2 separate regions of the Homo sapiens genome follow, and region 1 is linked to region 2. A link is a loop called in an ENCODE intact Hi-C map of the cell type or tissue named here. Cell type or tissue: PC-9. All regions are shown on one strand.

Region 1 (5,000 bases), 100 kb before region 2:
GTTTGGATATAACTACAGTCGTGTGCCACATAATGTTTTGGTCAACAATGGGCAACATACACAATTAATCTTGCGTTGTGTTCATTACAGCCCTTAGCATTCAAAAATTATGGCTAATGTTGTTAGTAAGAGCCACATTGAGTGATTGACCCAGAAAAAAAGATTAAAAGTGATTGGGCCGGGCGCAGTGGCTCACACCTGTAATCCCAAAACTTTGGGAGGCCGAGGTGGGCAGATCACAAGGTCAGGAGATCGAGACCATCCTGGCTAACACAGTGAAACCCTGTTTCTACTAAAAATACAAAAACGAAATTAGCCGGGCGTGGTGGTGGGCGCCTGTAGTCCCAGCTACTTGGGAGGCGGAGGCAAGAGAATGGCATGAACCCGGGAGCCGGGAGGCGAAGCTTGCAGTGAGCTGAGATCGCACCACTGCACTCCAGCCTGGGTGACAGAGCAAAACTCCATCTCAAAAAAAAAATATTAAAAGTGATTAAGAACTACAAAAGTAAAAAGTCAGTGATAATGTTTGTTTATCAGGCAGGCATGTCCCATTCCACCATAGCTATGATTTTGAAGAATAACTAAGTGATGGAAGCTGTTAAAGTATTTGCTTCCTTAAAGGCAATGGGATTAACACAAATTTGAGAAGGGTCTCTATCAGATATGGAGATACTTCTAATGACCTGGATTGAAGCCCCAAACAGAAGCACATCCCTCTCAGCACCATGACCAACACAGCCAAAGCAAAAAGTTTGTTTGCAATGATAAAAGAAAAGGCTGGACCTGACTACGATGTTGAATTTACTGTTTGCTCTGGGTGGTTTAAACAATTCCAGAATTGTTATCCATTACATAATGTGAAAGTGAGTGGCGAGTCTGTGAGTGCTGATGTGAAGGCAGCTGAAGAATTTTTGGAGACTTTAGAAAAGTTGACTGTGGAGGAAAATACTTGCCAGGGCAAACTTTCATTATAGATAGAACTCTTTTGGAAATGGATGCCTAAAAGGACTTTCATCCACAAGGAAGAAGGTCAAGGTAATGCCAGGTTTCAAGGCTTTTGAGCTCAGGATAACAGTCTTGCATGGAGACAATGTTGCAGGCTACAAATTGAAACCCTTTATGATCTGGCACAGTGAGAGCCCCAGGACCTTCAAGAATATAAATAAGCTCACACAGGCCAGTGTACTGCATTACTTAATAGTCATGAATCCTCTTCCAGGATTCTCTCTGGAATTACTATGCCAGCAGAATGGAGAAGTACTGTTTGGAGGATAATGAACTTTCCAAGATTCTGCTTATGGTTTTTTATTTTTATTTTTTTGAGACAAGGTCTTGTTCCGTCACCCATGCTGGAGTGCAGCAGTGTGATCTTGGCTCACTGCAACCTCCACCTCCTGGGCTCAAGCAGTTTTCCCACCCCAGCCTCCTGGGTAGCTGGAATAACAGGTGCAAGCCACCACACCCGACTAATTTTTGTGTGTGTGTGGTTTTTTTTTTTTTTTTTTTTTTTTGGTAGAGACAGAGTCTCACCATGTTGGCTGGGCTGGTCTTGAACTCCTGGGCTCAAGTGATCTGCCTGTCTCAGCCTCCCAAAGTGCTAGGATTACAGGTGTGAGCTATCGCTTATTGCTGTTAATGCTCCTGCACATTCTCCTTTTATTGGCGCTCTTCATCCCAACATCAAGGTGTTTCTCCCTCCAAATACCACCTCTTTGATCCAATGGATCAAGGAGTTACAGCAGGTGTTTTTTTTGTTTTTTTTTTTTTTTTTGAGACGGAGTCTCACTCTGTCGCCCAGGCTGGAGTGCAGTGGCGCAATCTTGACTCACTGCAACCTCCGCCCCCTCGGTTCAAGCGATTCTCCTGCCTCAGCCTGTTGAGTAGCTGGGATTACAGGTGTGTGCCACCACGCCCAGCTAATTTTTGTATTTTTAGTAGAGACAGGGTTTCACCATATTGGCCAGGCTGGTCTTGTACTCCTGACCTCGTGATCTGCCCACCTTGGCCTCCCAAAGTGCTGGGATTACAGTGGTGAGCCACTGTGCCTGGCCAGTTACAGCAGCCTTTAAAACTCACTACCTGAGGAGGACCTTCTTTCAGGCTATTTCTGCAACTGAAGAAGACACTGAGAAAACACTGATGCAAATCTGGGAGGATTACAACATCTATGACTGCATTAAGAAGAATCTTGCTTGGGCTTGGGGTGATGTCACCAAGGAGTGTATGGATGGCATCTGGAAGAAGAGACTCAAGAGGTTTGTCCATGACTTTAAAGTATTTGCCAAGGATGGGGAGGCTGCAAAATCAGCAAAGCTGTGGTTAAGATGGCAAACAACTTTAACCTGGGCGTGAATGAGGATGACAACATTGAGGAGCTCCTAGAGGTGGTTCCTGAGGAATTGACTAATGAAGAGTTGTTTGAAATGGAATAAGAATGTGTAGCTGAAGAAGAGGCAAGAGAAAAGGAAACTGTAAGAGATATAAAACAAGAACCACCAAGAAAATTCACAGTGAAGGGTTTATCAGAAGCTTTTGCAGACCTCAAAAAGCTCCTTAAAAAGTTTGAAAACAGGCTGGGTGCGGTGGTTCACGCCTATAATCCCAGCACTTTGGGAGGCTGAGGCGGGTGGATCACTTGAGGTCAGGAGTTTGAGACCAGCCTGGCCAACATGGTGAAACCCCATCTCTACTAAAAATACAAAAATTAGTTGGAAGTGGTGGCAGGTGCCTGTAATCTCAGCTACTCAGGAGGCTGAGGCAGGAGAATCCCTTGAGCCCAGGAGGAGGAGGTTGCAGTGAGCCCAGATCACACCACTGCACTCCAGCCTGGGGGACAAGAGTGAGACTCCATCTCAAAAAAAAAAAAAAAAAAAAGTTTGAAAACATAGACCCTAACAGGGAAAGGTTTTCATTAAGAGAGAGGAATGTCCATGGCGCATTACCTGGTTACAAGCAAATCTACAATTAAAAAATAAAAAAAGAAAGAAATCAAGCAAACCACCTTGAACATATTTCTAAAAAGAGTGACACCACCCCATTAAGAGCCTCAGGCAGGTCCTTCAGGAAGCATTTCAGAAGAAGGCATTGTTATCATAGGAAATGACAGATCAGTGCATGTAATTGATCCTGAAGACCTTCCAGTGGGACAAGATGTAGAGGTGGAAGACAGTGATATTAATGATCCTGACCCTCTATAGGGCTAGACTGATATGTGTGTTTTTATCTTAGTTTGTAACAAAAGTTTTAAAAGTAAAAAAAATAGTAAAAAATTTTAAAAATAGAAAAAAGCAGGCCGGGTGCCATGGCTCATGCCTGTAATCCCAGCAATTTGGGTGGCCGAGGTGGGCAGATGACTTGAAGTCAGGAGTTCAAGACCAGCCTTGCCAACATGGTGAAACCCTGTCTCTACTAGAAATACAAGAATTAGCACTGGAAATCGCTTGAACCCAGGAGCGAAAGGCTACAGTGAGCCGAGATCATGCCATTGTACTCCACTCCAGCCTGGGTTGAGAGCGAGACTCCATCTCAAAAAAAAAAAAAAAAAAAACACCTTATAGAATAAGGATATAAAGAAAATATTTTTGTACAGCTATACAATGTATGTTTTAAGATAAGTATTATCACAAAAGAGTCAAAAAGTTAAAGAAAACTTTAAAAGTTTATAAAGTAAAAAAGTAGTAGTAGGGTGGGTGCAGTGGCTCATGCCTGTAATCCCAGCACTTTGGGAGGCCAAGGCGGGTAGATCACTTGAGGCCAGGAGCTCGAGACCAGTCTGGCCAACATGGCAAAACCCTATCTCTACTAAAAATACAAAAATTAGCAGGATATGGTGGCAGGTGCCTGTAGTCTCACCTACTCAGGGGGCTGAGGAATTAGAATTGCTTGAACCTGGGAGGTGGAGGTTGCAGTAAGCTGAGATTGTACCACTGCACTCCAGCCTGGGTGACAGAGTGAGACTCTGTCTCAAAAAAAAAAAAAAAAAAAAAAGAAAGAAAAACGCAACAGTAAGCGAAGGTTAATTTATTATTGAAGAAAAAATTTTAAATATATTTAGTGTAGCCGAAGTGTCTACCATAGTGTACAGTAATGTCCTAGGCCTTCACATTCACTGACTGACACCCTGAGCAACTTTCAAGTCCTGCAAGCTTCATTCATGGTAAGTGGTCTATACAGGTATACCATTTTAAATTTTATATGCCATATTTTTACCATGTCTTTTCTTTTTTTCATTATACTTTAAGTTCTAGGGTACATGGGCACAATGTGCAGGTTTGATACATAGGTATATATGTGCCATGTTGGTTTGCTGCACCCATTAACTCATCACTTATCTTAGGTATTTCTCCTAATGCTATCCCTCCCCCGGCCCCCCTCCCCAGCAGGCCCCGGTGTGTGATGTTCCCCACCTTGTGTCCAAGTGATCTCATTGTTCAATTCCCACCTATGAGTGAGAACATGTGGTGTTTGGTTTTCTGTCCTTGTGATAATTTGCTGAGGATGATGGTTTCCAGCTTCATCCATGTCCTTGCAAAGGACATGAACTCATCTTTTTTATGACTGCATAGTATTCCGTGGTGTATATGTGCCACATTTGCTTAATCCAGTCTATCACTGATGGACATTTGGGTTGGTTCCAAGTCTGCTATTGTGAATAGTGCCACAATAAACATACGTGTTCATATGTCTTTATAGTAGCATGATTTATAATCCTGCGGGTATATACCCAGTAATGGGATTGCTGGGTAATCTAGTTCTAGATCCTTGAGGAATCGCCACACTGTCTTCCACAATGGTTGAACTAATTTACACTCCCACCAACAGTGTAAAAGCATTCCTATTTCTTCACATCCTCTCCAGCATCTGTTGTTTCTTGACTTTTTAATGATTGCCATTCTAACTGGCATGAGATGCTATCTCATTGTGGTTTTGATTTGCATTTCTCTGATGATCAGGGATGATGAGCATTTTTTCATGTGTCTGTTGGCTGCATAGATGTCTAC
Region 2 (5,000 bases):
TCACTTGGGAAAAACTGATTTCATTAGGCAGAATTTCCCCAGGCTCTGTACTTTCTTCAGATAGCCTTGGTATGTTAGGAAATGTTTGCATTTACCAGAGACTAAATGGCTGTTTTTTCTCTAAAACTTGTAACATTTCCTTCAAAAGGTGAATGCAAGACAACCAGCCCCTCCCTGCAATTTGCTGAGCTAGTGTACTGGTAATATGGGCCAAAGACTGTGATCTCTTCCTAGAAACACCTGGCTGGTTACAGACACACAGGAAGAAAAATTGGGTAAACACAACCAGCTTTCCGTCAAGTTCTGGTGGGGGCTACCCTCACCACTTCGACTGAGAAGACACAGTTTCCTCCCAGAAAGTTCTTGGGGGTAGAGGAGTGAGTATCCTGGACCTTGGAACCATTGGCTACCTCGTGCCTCTCTTACCTGCGCCCTTAAGAAACGTTTCTGTTCCATTTCTGGTTCCTTTTGGAGGAATGCCATGGTTTTAATGCTAATGACTCAGCAAACATTAGTTCTTTTCCTTAGTTATGGATGCTTTTGCTCCTTTTAATTTCTAATCTTATTTCCCAAAGATTTTCCCCACCTCAGCCCACCACCACAGCAGGAATAACTTTATTTAGAAAAAATATTGGGGCCGGGCACGGTGGCTCACGCCTGTAATCCCAGCACGTTGGAAGGCCGAGGTGGGCGGATCATGAGGTCAGCAGTTCGAGACCAGCCTGGCCAACATAGTGAAACCTCGTCTCTACTAAAAATACAAAAAAATTAGCCGGGCATGGTGGTAGGTGCCTGTAGTCCCAGCTACTTGGGAGGCTGTGGCAGGAGAATTGCTTGAAGTCGGGAGGCGGAGATTGCAGTGAGCTGAGACCGCACCATTGCAGTCTAGCCTGGGTGACAGAGAAAGACTCAGTCTCAAAAAAAAAAAAAAAAAAAAAAGAAAAACTATTGGGTATTTTCTAAATGAGTAAGATCTACTTTACATCTTCAAACCTTCACTGTCAGCGGACCTTGTCTTCCAGTTACCAAGAGTGAGGCCACCTAACCTGATGGCCTTCTTTCTACCCACCTGAAAATCTCTGTTTTTACCCATTTCCTCTCCCCTCCTCATATCTGAGGAGTAGAAGTGTCCGTCTTCTTTACATAGTTAATATTTTCCTCTGTATCTTCTGTCACCTCCCACCACGCCTCTTTTGGACCTTGCAGAGTCCCTTTTCTCTGTATCTTTAGTCTGGTGTTTTCATTCTTTCCTTCTCCACTGAGTCCTCATCTTACACACAAGTTCCAGCTTCCAACTTTTATATTTTTTAATATTTTTTTCGAGGCAAGGTCTGTCTTTGTCACCCAGGCTGGAGGGCAGTGGCATGATCACAGGTCACTGTAGCTTTGACCTCCCAGGCTCAAGTGATTCTCCCACCTCAGCCTCCGGAGTAGCTAGGACCACAGGCCTGTGCCACCATGCCTGGGTAATTTATTTTTACTTTCTGTAGAGACAGGGTCTCCTTGTGTTGCCCAGGCTGGTCTCAAACTTCTGGGCTCAAGTGATCCTCCTGCCTCAGCCTCCCAAAGTGCTGAGATTACAGGTGTGAGCCACTGCATCTGGCCAGCTTTCACATTTTAAGGAAGTCACCTGCTCCACTGTTGCTGCCCTTTCAAGCTACTCCCCTTCCCTTCATTGCTAGTCTTCTCCCTGTGTTATCTGGAACATCCCATCCTTCCAGACCCTGCTCAATTGCTCAAAAGCCTCCAGGTGGGAAGGACCTTGTGCTGCTGCTCTCTGCTCCCTCTTTACCAAAATCTCTCTTCCTCCATAGGAAAAACTCATCCTCAAGACAGCCTCCCCATCCCCCAGTCCTTATGACAGTGTGCTAAATCCGAGAGGAAAAACCCAAGGTCAAGTTTTCCCTTAGTAGAGCCACCAATGGGAACAGTAATCTGTCTGATCCCTGCATTGGTTGACCTGTTCAATTTAGGCATCTTCCAAGGACAGATGCTAGTTGGAGATGAGGTTGGTGAATAATTAAATCTGAAATTACATTAAGAAAAGAAACAGTTCCTCCTTTAGCAAGGAATCTAGTCCAGTTTCAGGGAGTTACTGGGCTTCCTGTATCATGTGGCTTCGCATTTGGTTCCTATCCATTTAATTTCTATCTTGGGTCTGGTTGTGGGTAGGGGAAGGATCTCCCAGTATAAAAGAGGAGCTACACCAGTCTTTAGTGGATCTTTTGTTACTCAAAGAAGGGCTCTGGGCATTCTATTAAATATTAAGATTCTTTCTGTTTCATTTAATTGCTGTTTCTCAGCATCCTGTGACCCTATAATTTGTCCAGGATGGTTCTTCCTTGACCACTATAGGATGTCAGGTATCCTTGTTTTCCTCATGTCTCAATGGCCCCTTAGGGGCCGCTGACAACAATGGTTGAGAAGACACTATTTTCCCATAAATGTTTACATGCTGTGGCAGGCAGAATTCTCAGATGACCCCCAATGACCCACCCCAGTATGCAGTCTGCTCTTCCTGAGTGTGGGAAGCACCTGTGAGTATGATGATATTATGATTGTATTCTATGCGATGGTAAAAGGGAGAGTATCCTGGTGGACTTGACCTAATCTGATGAGCCCTCTAAAAGCAGAGAGTTTTCTCTGGCTCGCTCCAAAAAACAAAGTCAGAGATTTGAAACAAAAGAAGAATTTGGCATGGAATTGCTTATTTGAAGGTAGAGGCCACATGGCAATGGATGTGGGTAGCTCTCTGGGAGCTGAGAGCTGGACCCCAGTCTTACAAGAAAATAAATTCTGCCAATAACCAGTGAGCTTAGGCAAGGACTCTGAGCCCCAGATAAGAGGTGAACAGACGACCTTGTTCTGTGCCTGGACTTCTGGCCTACAGAACTGTGAGATAATAAGTTTGTGGTAACTTGTTGCACAGCAACAGAAAACCAACACCCATGTGTTTGTCTTTTAAAAGTATACAGATTTCTTCAATACATTGTAATGTTCTCAATTGTCAGATTGGCCCTTGCTTCATCATGGTGTCTGTCACCGTGCCCCGGGTGACGTCTAGTGGCAGAACTCAGCTAATGCTTGTCTAGTGAATGAATGACATTTTAAGGTTCACCTGGGTGGAGAAGGCGGGGGCGGGGGGGAGTAATAAACATTCTTTAAAGTTATCCCAATTCAGCTGAACAACGTTTGTTTAGTATCTACTTCATTCAAGGCACTAATTTAATGTGTTTTATCCTGATTTCTTTCAGTGGCTGCAGGTTTTTCATTAAAGTTGATTTTTCCTGGACTTTCCTGAAAGGTTTCTTTCTTTGGCAAGGATTTAACAAGAGCCATATCAGCATATAATTTTATTTGTGTTGTCTTATCAACACCCTGCAGCATGTGTACACTCTACCAGACTGTATGAAATGGCAAAGTAATAGCTTTTTTTTTTTTTTTCTGGAGACAGTCTCTGTCTGTTGCCCAGGCTGGAGTGCAATGGCGTGATCTTGGCCCACTGCAACCTCCACCTCCTGGGATCAAGTGATTCTCCTGCCTCAGCCTTTCTAGTGGCTGGGATTACAGGGGTCTGCCACCACGCCTGGCTAATTTTTGTATTTTTAGTAGAGATGGGGTTTTGCCATGTTGGCCAGGCTGGTCTTGAATTCCTGACCTCAGGTGATCTGCCTGCCTTGGCATCCCAAAGTGCTGGGATTACAGGCTTGAGCCACTGCGCTTGGCCCAATAACTTTATCATTGTTTTTTCTAATTCCCACTATAGACTCAGGGCCCTGCGGCAGGACAGAAAGCCAATGGTATCTGAGGCGATGGCTGACCATGAATTTGGCCACACCAGTGCTCCTCATCCTTGGACATGGTATGGAGTGATTTACGGTTTGATCCTGGAGTTAGAGTGCTTCAATTCCAGTTGCTGCTCTACTCCATACTAGGACATGCCTTTGCTTCCCTACTTGAGCAACGGAATAATAGTATTACCTCAGGGGATGGCTGAGGAGTAAGCGAGGTCATGCAATGTAGAGAGTTTAGCATAGTGTCTGGCGTAAGGTAGTTCTCAAATATTAGCTATTATTGCTCTTATAAAATGTGAAAAGTTGATTCTTGTAAATTCCAAGAACTGAGCTTTCGCTTCTATAGTTGGTACTGCAAAAGCAATAGGTGTTTTGTTTTCCAAATATAAAATGGCATATTAATTACACTTTTTCAAATGAAACATCCTTTTGGATATTCTCATACCAGCTCCTCTTAGGAGAGGCAGGCTCGCTTGCTTGAGAATCACTGGTCCTGGGCCCAGATAAGAGTAACTGTAACTGCCTCCAGAGTCATCCAAATTTCCAGGACCTTCCCCCAACCCTGGAGCTCAAACTAACGAAACCAGTCTGTTAGGAAACTAGAGGGGGCTGTCTTTTACAGATGTGGGTAGCCTCGGGAATTTTGGCTTGTCCAGAGGAAACCAGGTTCAGGCTGTTGGCCCTAAGTTCTTGCAAAATCAAGTGTTGCCTTTTGTGGGTATGTGGTGTGGATGTTCTTAGAGATAAGAGCCAGGTAGGAGAGGCCATGCAGAAATCCGGTTTCAGAACTCCATAAAAACTAGGGGAGGCTGCTCTTCTCAGGAGAGTGAAACAGTCTTCCCACAGAAGATGAGCTGGAGGCTGAGTGTCATGGCTTACACCTGTAATCCCAACACTTTGGGAAGCTGAGATGGGAGGATTGCTTGAGGATGGGACTTTGAGACCAGCCTGGGCAACAACAAAGGGGGACCCCCATCTCTACAAAAACTAAACAATTAGCTGGGTGTGATGGTATGCACCTGTAGTCCCGGCTAGTCGGGAGGCCGAGGCGGGAAGACTGCTTGAGACTAGGAGGTCAAGACTGCAGTGATCCATGATCTTGCCACTGCGCTCCAGCCTGGGTGACAGAGTGAGACCTTGTCTCAGAAAAAAAGAAGGCAAGCTGGGAACATTGTGAGGTTTGTTTCTCTGTAGAGCATGGAGGAA

Evidence for each region. Peaks named below come from ENCODE experiments on the same cell type or tissue, not always from the same donor. Only the 100,000 strongest peaks of a DNase experiment are listed, where the experiment ranks them.
Region 1: a loop joins it to region 2, with 2.8 times the contacts of the local background. A loop is called at or near these places in 1 of 110 quality-filtered maps.

Annotation. Positions count from the first base shown.
Region 1 is chr2:172,119,489-172,124,488 of GRCh38, forward strand. No RefSeq gene overlaps it. Among named protein-coding and RNA genes, the nearest start is that of DLX2-DT, 19 kb to the left of the region's middle. In PC-9, no CTCF peak of the experiment used is centred here; a DNase peak (open chromatin) is centred at 2,293; H3K27ac peaks cover 3,166 bases.
Region 2 is chr2:172,223,476-172,228,475 of GRCh38, forward strand. No RefSeq gene overlaps it. Among named protein-coding and RNA genes, the nearest start is that of DLX2-DT, 120 kb to the left of the region's middle. In PC-9, CTCF peaks have their summits at 3,061 (motif pointing left) and 3,266; DNase peaks (open chromatin) are centred at 2,986 and 4,506.